Linked DNA regions of Homo sapiens: region 2 is linked to region 1. Evidence: chromatin loops called from intact Hi-C (ENCODE). Cell type or tissue: lower lobe of right lung. All regions are shown on one strand.

What was found. Peaks named below come from ENCODE experiments on the same cell type or tissue, not always from the same donor. Only the 100,000 strongest peaks of a DNase experiment are listed, where the experiment ranks them.
Region 2: it touches region 1 in a loop (3-fold over the local background); 9 of 110 quality-filtered maps call a loop at or near these places.

What each region holds. Positions count from the first base shown.
Region 1 is chr1:221,042,934-221,047,933 of GRCh38, forward strand. It overlaps LOC101929750 (a long non-coding RNA gene), which reads left to right and starts at 4,181. Exons shown (of 7, transcript XR_001738479.2): 1 at 4,181-4,267. RefSeq lists an enhancer at 4,464-4,533. In lower lobe of right lung, no CTCF peak of the experiment used is centred here; no DNase peak of the experiment used is centred here.
Region 2 is chr1:220,891,222-220,896,221 of GRCh38, forward strand. No RefSeq gene overlaps it. Among named protein-coding and RNA genes, the nearest start is that of HLX-AS1, 14 kb to the left of the region's middle. RefSeq lists enhancers at 404-949, 950-1,495, 2,582-3,221, 4,879-5,000. In lower lobe of right lung, no CTCF peak of the experiment used is centred here; DNase peaks (open chromatin) are centred at 368 and 2,986; H3K4me3 peaks cover 1,014 bases; H3K27me3 peaks cover 4,700 bases.

The DNA of each region.
Region 1 (5,000 bases):
TATTTATTTATTTTGAGGCGGAGTCTCACTCTTGTCCCCCAGGCTGGAGTGCAATGGCGCGATCTCGGCTCACTGCAACCTCTGCCTCCCGGGTTCAAGCGATTCTCTGCCTCAGCCTCCTGAGTTGCTGGGATTACAGGCACCTACTACCACGCCCAGCTAATTTTTGTATTTTTAGTAGAGACGGGGTTTCACCATGTTGGCCAGGGTGGTGTCAAACTCCTGACCTCGTGATCCACCCACCTCGGCCTCCCAAAGTGCTGGGATTACAGGCATGAACCACCGCACCCCGCCAGTAGTATTGTTTATTTTTAACTTTGTCAATCTGATGGATAAAAAAATGGTATTTTATCTTAATTTGCATTTCTTGAATCATCCTTGAAATCAGTATGTTTTTGCTGATTTATTGGCCTTCTTAAAATTTATCTTTCTGAATTGCCTGTTCATATTCTTTACCTATTTTTCTGTTGACTCATCTGTTCTCAATCAATTTTTAGGTGCCCCTTGTGGTTGCTGTGTTGAAATTATTCTTTCTTCTAATCTATTGTCTTTTGACTTTATTATATTTTTTGCCATGTGAAATTTTAAATTTTTATATAGTCAAACATTTATTTCTATTTTTAATGTCTTTCTTATAAAATAAATACATCTCCATGGTAAAAAGTCATGTAATTCACAAAGGTATAGAATTAAAAATAAAAGCTCTCCTTCCAGTTTTTGGACTTCTTAGGTCAATACCCCAGAAGTAACCACTGGCAATAGTTTCTTGCTTACTAGTTTAGAATTTTCTATATGTATGTAAACATTCCCCATGCCCCCTCCCAATTTGCTAATATTTACTGAGCATCTACTCTATGCTAAGAACTGTTTTGGGCCCTAGAAAGTCATAAACTCAACGAAGTTTCTACTTTTAAAGTTCATACCCCAATAGTGGAAAAAAGTAATAAATTAGCCAATGGACAAACAAAATAATTTTAGACAATGTTAAGTTCTGTAAAGAAAATAAAGTAGTGTTAGAGTACAGAAAGTGACAGAGAGAGAAAGTAACAGTAATGAACCTAAAGTAACATTATTTTAGGTAGAGTGGTTTGGGAAGGAGTCTCTAAGGAGATAGCATTTATTGGGTTTGGGCCATAATCTTGAAAGACACAATTCTGAAGGCCATAATCTCAAATATTGAAGCCCTGATCATCAAAATCCTGAAAATATAATACTGAACAAAACTTAAAAATTCTTTAAAAGACGTTTATTTACACTTTAGAAGAAAATTTATTTGGGAAACATGACAGAACACTTTATAGGCCACTTTACACAATAAAATAGGCATATAAATAATAGCATACATATTTGTGCAAGCATCAGCACTCAGGTATACTAATTGACATTTATAAGCAGATAAACTGTATTCATAAATAAATAGTTTATATAACAGTGGTCATCTGAAATGTTGTGATAGACAATTAGATCTTTTGACAAGATCAACCAAAAATTGCTATGGGTCACCTCCATATATACAGTCACCCAAAGGACTAAAATCTTGAGAAATTTTATCTTTCACAAATGCAGATGTGCAAAAAGGACATCTTTTCATTTATTGGGGAAGTTTCAACATTTTTATATACACTCACAATGCTTATACACAAAGTCAATGTGGTGATAGTGCACTTCCATGGAGTCAAATTTGCAAGAAATGTATAAAATGAATTAGAACTCTGTGAAGGTCTTTACACAATTTATCCCTTCAGTATTGGAAAGGATGTGAAGATGAAATGCATAGTATAGTGAATTTTAAAAAATAATGCTGACAACTTAAAATAGTGGGAAAAACCTATACAAACAAAACAAAAAAATCCATACCCACTTCCCCCACACCCCCAAAAAAATCCAAAAAAAAAATCCTGATATATGAAAAAGTGTATTACAGGAATAGATGATAGACAATTGCATGGAGGTAGTCCCTAAGAGCTGGGCAACTTTCATGATCATTAACTGTATTTTGAAGTCTTGCATCATGATGGATAGCTGCTTTTCTCGGTTTCTTTTAGGGCATGGCTCTCCTCAAGAATACGTTCACATTCATCTTCTATGTGGCACTGCTCTTTTTGAAATTCTCCTATGATTTTATAGATGCTAACATGAGCATTCCCTATTAAATGTTCCCATCTTCTGTGTCAGGCTTCTAGATTGTTTTAGATACAAAATGATATGGAAATGCATTCTGCATTCACTCATTTACAGACCACATATTTGGTGAAAACGATACTGCTGATTGAACAGAAACACTAATATGTCTTCTTATCCTACTGTACGTATAATTATTTTCAAACCAGTCAGTAACTTTGCTGGCTTCTTCAGGCAAATGAAGCCTTAATTTATGAAAAACACCTGGAATAATTACATCAGCTGCGAGGAATGCCAATACAGACAAATAACATATTTTTAGACTAAAGCTGTTGTCATCAACATATTGCATGGCCAATTCACTCATCTGAATTTTCCAACAAATGCATTGGGCTGAATGGAAAAAACAAACTTTATTGATAACACCTTGAAATTCACTTTTAGAAGCCTTGATTGCACCTAATTCCAAATCTGTTGTTAAGCTTTGGGTATTCAGTTAGACATTAGGGATTTTAAACTTTAGAAATTTAAACTTTAGGAATTTTGATCTTTCAGAATTTCAACATTCAGTTATGGCATTCAGGATTGTGTCTTTGAGGATTACGGTCAGCACCACAATTATTAGAGATCTGATATATGTGAATACTGCACAATGCTTTTTAAAAAATTGCTGTTTATCATTTTCACTTAATAATAAAATAGAATGTGTTTACTGATCAGTGCATGTACATTCACTTGTATGAAAAACTTTTGCTTTGCTAACATAAAATGATTAACCCCAATTTCGTGTAGACAGACAATGTGAATGCATGTCTATCTTCCTGTCTGTCTCTTGAAATCACAAACATATAAAGTCCATTCACTTGATCAATCAGAGGGGGGTAATACACATTATCTATTCTCTTCATTGACCAAATAGGAAGTGGTGAGGTTGTCTGGATAAGGGGCCTTACCAAGGAAGGACGGAAGTGGATCTCCTGTAAGTCACGTTAGTCATGGGGGCACATGTTGAAGGTACTGGCTAATGTGCGGTTGGGGCTGCTATGGTGATTCTTCCAGATTATTTCTAGCTCTTATAAACATGTGGATCTAACAGGTAATATATTCAGGCTGAAAACAAGCAGTCTAAAATGTCCTCTTTTCCCTCAGGTGTGGTATAGTATAGCTATTTTGAAAATATCATTTTGAAAATACAGAAACTCCTGTGGTGATAAAGGGGGTCAGTTTGCTAAAGGGGCATCTCTTTGTTGTGGCTTAAGAGATCTGAGCCTAGTTTCTGGGAAACTGGGCAATGTGGAAGTGAAAGAGATTCTGTGCCCAACATGCTTAGCCACTGCTGAGCTGTCAAACATAAACAAAGCACATTGCCTATTTAAAAGAGAAAGGAGAAGTCTGAGACAGAAGTCAGTTGGGCAGTTATCTGTGGATTCCTGTTGTTGCTTCTCTCCTCATCCACGCTTTAGTGGGTTGTTGAGAGCTAGTTTGCTGGCACAAACAAACAAACAAAAACAAATGATTTATGGAAACTACTGAGTCATGCCTTGTCCCATAGCTGCCTTTCTCCTGCTCTGGGAAGGCTCAGTTACACAGCAAATTTCTGAAGGGAGAAGTAGCCATGCTGTGGAATGTGTTATTATAAGAAAACTTTGCTGCTGCTCTGGTGAACCCAGTGATGCTTGAGTAGCCAAGGTTCTCATGTACTTTCTTACTTACTGTACTGAGGTAAGCAAAGTGACAGATCGTTTAGGGCTCTTGGAGAAATGCTTTGCAAACCTACAAAATGACTTTTTGTTTTATTTCATTTTGTTTTTTGAGACAGAGTCTTGCTCTGTTGCCCAGGCTGGAGTGCAGTGGTATGGTCTTGGCTCACTGCAGCCTCTGCCTCCCAGGTTCAAGTGATTCTCCTGCCTCAGCCCCCAGCTAGTTGGGATTACAGGCACATGCCACCACACCTGACTAATTTTTGTATTTTTAGTAAAGACGGGGTTTCACCATGTTGGTCAGGCTGGTCTCAAACTCATGATCTCAGTTGATCCGCCCACCTCGGCCTCCCACATTCAGACTGTACAAAATCCTGAGGTGAATGGCAAGATGGCTGAATAAGAACAGCTCCAGTCTGCAGCTCCCAGTGAGATCAATGCAGAAGGTGAGTGATTTCTGCATTTCCAACTGAGGTACCCAGCTCATCTCACTGGGACTGGTTAGACAGTGGGTGTAGCCCATGGAGGGTGAACAGAAGTAGGGTGGGGTGTCACCTCACCTAGGAAGCACAAGGGATTGGGAAACTCCCTCCCCTAGCCATGGGAGGCCATGAGGGACTGTGCCATGAGGTACTGTGCATTCCGGCCCAGATACTATGCTTTTCCCATGGTCTTCATGACCCACAGACCAGGAGATTCTCTTGGGTGCCTACAGCACCAGGGCCCTGGGTTTCAAGCACAAAAACTGGGCGGCTGTTTGGGCAGACACTGAGGTAGCTGCAGGAGTTTTTTTTCATGCCCTACTGGTGCCTGGAACGCCAGCAAGACAGAACCATTCACTCCCCTGAAAAGGGGGCTGAAGCCAGGGAGCCAAGTGGACTTGCTCAGCAGATCCCACCCCCATGGAGCCCAACAGGCTAAGATCCACTGGCTTGAAATTCTTGCTGCCAGCACAGCAGTCTGAAGTCGACCTGGGATGCTCGAGCCTGGTGGGGAGCGGGGTGTCTGCCATTACTGCAGCTTGAGTAGGCAGTTTTCCCCTCACAGTGTAAACAAAACTGTCAGGAAGTTTGAACTGGGTGGAGCCCACTTCAGCTCAGCAAAGCTGCTGTAGCCAGACTGCCTCTCTAGATTCCTCCTCTCTGGGCAGGGCATCTCTGAAAGAAAGGCAGCAGCCCC
Region 2 (5,000 bases), 150 kb before region 1:
ACAGTAGGAGGCTGTGCAACACGACCCAGAAGTACCAGGTAGTAACCCCGGGAGTGGACCTGGAGCTGCGAATCATCTGGTCGAGGACCCATTAGGATCCCCGATGCTAAGGTCATCACAGAGAGGCAAGAGAACGCGTTCACAAGCAGGACTCGATGCAGGCGGCCGAAACTCTGGTCTGCGTACCATTTGGGCATCGTTGTAGGTGGAAACCAACTGGTAGGGAGGTTGAATGACTCACTCAAGGTCACTTCCCTAGTGGTCAACGTCAAGAACCAGGACAGAAGTCCAAAGCTTTCTGTGCTTTCTCCAGTCCCTCACTTATGCGGGGGTGCGGAGCGCTAAGATCTGCCCGAGCCTCTCTTGGAACACGGAAGAGCACCGCAGAGCGGGTAAGAACGCTAGGCGAGTTGGTCTTAGTGCGTCTGCACCCCGCCGCCTCTCTCTGCGGAGCAAAAGTGCCTGTTCTGCGGAATTCCCTAGCCACCCTCAATCCCCACTGTCCTCGACCAGAGATTTCCCAGTCTGCAAATTTTAGCCTCGTTTTAATTTGTCGGGGCTGTTTATTTTTGTTTCTCAGAATCCGCGTGACGAGTGCACCCAGCACGTGGTAGAAGCTCAAGAAATGAGCAAGTGAACGAAAGATCAAAAGAATGAACTAATGAGCGAATAGGATCCCCTATCTGGCAGTCCCGACTTGCATCCGTCATCACAATCCGGCCACTGTTGAATTTCACTACCTGCTGAAATGCGGGCCGCGCACGCCTCCAAAGAGGTGTCCCTGAGACTCTACGCAGCCAGGCTCTCGTGGTCTGGGGCTCAGATCTCGCTCCAAGGCCTCCTACCTTCGGGGGTCACAGGGTCTCGCCCCGTTCTCAATGGCTTTGGGTGTAGCATAGGAAGGTCCTGGGTCTTCCGTGGTCTCGGATCCCCAACCTGCCCGCCGAATATTCATTCAGTTCACGGTCAGCGCGGGCCCCTTGGCCCCCACCTCCCCCAAGCTGATCGCTACGTCAGTCGGTTGCCGGTCGGGAGCGCCCAGGAGATGACTCTTTGAGGCCACTTTGGGTCAGCTTCAGCGATCTAAGCCAGGTCTCCTTTTTCTTGCCTCCATCAGGGACCCTGCAGCCTGTGCTGACTACTCTTCCAGGCCAAGAGCACAGTTTTGTAGCTGAAAAAAATGGGGGTGAAAAGCTATAAAGAAAGAGTCAAACTAAAGACTTGCTGTGTGACACACAATTTTTAAATGGAATGTCACCTGTAATTTGAATTTTCCCATATCCATTGGTCTTCACTCTCCCTTGCTTTGTATGTCCTCACCATTTCTCACTTTTCATTTTTTCCTCTTTGCTCATTGAGCCCTGGGCTTCCTTTCGTCCTGGTACTGTTCAAGATTCCGTTCAGAATTTTAAGAGGAACGGGACTCCCCTGGCTTGGTTCCAGATGACCACCGTGGAGGACATGGAGGACAGAGTGTGTGACCTGAGACAAGGGATGACAGGGCTGCCAGGCAGCTCCAGAGGTGATGGAGGACAGCCTATTAGCTAAAATGTAATGAAAGGAAGAGATTTTTAAAAATTAGAATAGATCTGCATAATTTTTTTTTAAAGCCCACAAAAGTGCCATCCTCCTCAAAAGCATTGCTCAGAGCCAAGGGAGACATGCTGGGGACAGAAGGGCCACTCACAGCCTCGATGTTACTCATCTACAGATGTGCACATCATTTGAGCCTCTACTATATGCTGGACCGGTTCTGGGTTAGGGACCGTCAAGGGTCTCCAGCTGAAACGATCCAAAGGTGCTCTGACATGTGCCCTCCAAGCTAAAAGTTTTAGCAAAATCGAAAACTTTCTTTCCCACCTCTTTCCTCTTATTTCTCTTTTGCTTTCCTCATCGCGGAGGAATGGTGGTGAGGAGACCATCCCACCTCCCTGTGTTCTCTCCAGCTAGCTCTCCAACTACGCCTTCCCACTTTCTTCTTGTCAGTTTGTTCAGCAACCCAGAGGCAGTTTTTAGGTTAGGGGCGCATATCTGATACAGGGCACAGTCACAGACAGAGTTCTGGCAAACAGAAGGCGCTCAGTAAGTGGAGATTGTTATTAAACTATTACTACGATGACACTGCGAGTTCATTCTGGCTGGAGAGAGTGTCTATACTCGTTTGAAATCACCTATGGGTGCGTGCAAGTAAAGAACGGAGGAAAGAGACACAAGTCTTTTCCACTCTTTGAACAAGAGGTGAAAGTCTTATATCTCATGTAACCATCACAGCAACTCAGGGCAGAAGATATTCTTCCTCTCTTACAGATGGCCATTTTGAGAAGCAGAGGGGTTGGGTAATTTGATCAAGGTACTTGGCGGGTAAGGGGCGTGGCCGAGCCTCTGACAGAAATCTGCCTTTCTTACTCCAATCTCCGAACTTGTGGTCTGCGGCGATTTTCTACAGTCAAGGAGAAAAAAAGTTCAAAGAAATGATTTGTTCTTTTTGACGAATTATTCTGATCATTATTTCAAATATTCACCTTACAATGTTAGTGTATACCCAACCATAGAGAAATCTATTAAAAGTCATCTCGCTGCATCCCCAGGGAAAGCGCATTCATGGTATGCCCTGTATGGTATGCCCTGTACGGTATGCAAGGTTCACAGCCGAAGGAAGAGAGGGCCCAAGTGCAAAAACATCTTTAAGCGAACGTCGGTCGCCACGTGCACTTACTGTGTACCTCCCACCCCAAACCTCAGGATAGAAAGACATAAATGGGTCCAGAAGCCACAGAAGCGTCTTCCTCCCTGCTCCTAGTCATCCCTTTCGCTTTCCATTCTCACCTGGCCTCCCCCAGGCCTCGCCTTCTTCCCTCTTTACTCCATTCCCTAACTCCTGCCTCGTAGGCAGCGGTGGGGAGCCGCAGGCTGCTCCCCGAGTCCCAACGCTACTAGGGTGCTGTAACAGTGATGAGGCGGCGTTGCAGTCTGGCTAGGCGCTGCAGCGGGCACCAGCTACGTTTTGCTGTCGGCGGCAGTTACCCGGACGCAAGTTAAGGGGTAGGCGCGCAGAGGCGGTTGGAGGCGGGCGGCCGGCCCCTGACCTCGGAGAGCTGCGCCGAGCAGGGCGGAAAATTTATGGTCTGTGTACACTTTCTGGCTCCAGAGCCCCGCGCACCAGAAGGATGGGGCCCTGCGAGCGCGCCCCAGGCCGCGAGCTGGGGCCGCAGGCGCCACGGCCATGTATAGTGCCCACCCGACTCTGTTCTGCAGCGCTGTGGTCATAAACCTTCCCTTAGAGGGCGCGGCTGTAAACGAAAGTCCGGGCGAGAGGTGGATGCAGGCCTTGCCGCCCGGACCCTCAGGTATAATTCTGGAAACTTGCACGGAAGCCTGGGTCCCGCCATCTTCCCTGTTGTGGTGGGGTAAGAGGATAGTTTATACTGGCTGTTTGGAATCCCGCGCGGTGGATGCAAGGTGGGATTCCAGCCCAGCGACGCGCCGCGTGGCCGGGAGTGCAGACAGGTCACCGGTCCCCGGGTGTCTGGACCGCGCCGCTTCCTACTGGGCTTACTTCGGGATCTAGACTTCGGCCTCCGTCCTTGCAAGGGCCCAGATTTGATTCCGGTTCGTCGAGGCGGTCTGTAGCAGATAAAGGGCCCATTAAAAAGCTGGACCCTGTGGGCCTTCGGTGCCAGAGGAAGCGAGAAGATGGCTCGGGAGTCAGTCCGGAGGCAGGAGGCCCATTTCGGGTGGAGGCCAGAGGTCTAGCTGCTCGCACTTCATTCCGGTAGTGGTAGTGTTAGCACGAAGCATGTCCACGCTGTTTTCCCCGCCTGGGCTACACCCACACAAAGGAGCTGTAAGTTAAGCTGGGCGGTCAGGGCTACGTAGGTCCCTTTACTCACGTTGTCACCAGAACAGGTGTCACGGAGTGTAGCTGCATAACAGCTTAATTTTTAACACCAGTCACGACTTTTCAATCTGTTCTTAGTAATCGTTGTGCCCATATACCAGGCACTGTTTTCACAACCTTTATATGTATTAGCTCATTTGCCTTTTACCAAATCCCAGTTAGGTCATTACTTACATTATCCCCGTTTTACAGATAAGTAAACTGTGGTAAGAGAGTTAAATTAACTTGCCTAAGGACATGCAGTTAGCAAGTGGATTTGGGAATAACTCGCATCTTCTCTGCACGGCCTAGATTACCTAAATCATCTGTAGCACACTGACTCGAGCATCAGGCGTCCCGCAGGCGACAGTGGGCAGAATTCCCAAAGAACCTCGGGTCAGTTTACCCACTCGCAGACCTTCTCCCGAGGGGGAGCGCGCCCCTGCTCCGGCGCCGGGAGTAGCTGGCTGTAGGGATCAGCCGAGCGAGGTGGCCGAGTCCATAAACACGGGCCATTTAGCAATTACCCCCAGGGCGTGATAATTGCGCTGGGCAGTAGTGACTGTGAGTCGCTGTGACACTGGCTTCTCGCCGTCTGCTGTCTTTTGATTTACTGTCGCACTGGGTCTCAGCACCCAGTCGCTCAGGGCTGCCAGGGTAAGCGGTGAGGCGCTAGCGCGGGTGCAGCTTCTCTCCGACGCCATCCAGCTCTTCTCGCGGTCTTTACCCTGCATGGGGGTGCAGGGGAGTCGCACTTCAGAAGGTTTTAGCCCCTCTAACTGGGAACGTCCAGAGACTTTTCCCTGGGGTAGGGACGTGGCATTGAGGAGTTGGCGATTGATTTGAAAATAGAAGAGGTAGGATGAAAAGGATCAGGATGGACTATGAAAGCACAGAGTGAAAAAAGAAGAAGAAATAGGAACGGGAAGAGGGAAATCATCAAAATAAGTGGAATTTTGAAGCATTTCTCACATTGTTTTAGAGGGCGGGTGGAGTTGACACAACTGCTTTGGGTCTGAGCCATAAATTAATAGAAGATTTATCCCTCAATCAGGAAAAAGCCATTAAGATATTCTTGGCTTCGTCTGTGGGAAAATAATTTCTTTGATTGAGTTGCCCCAGA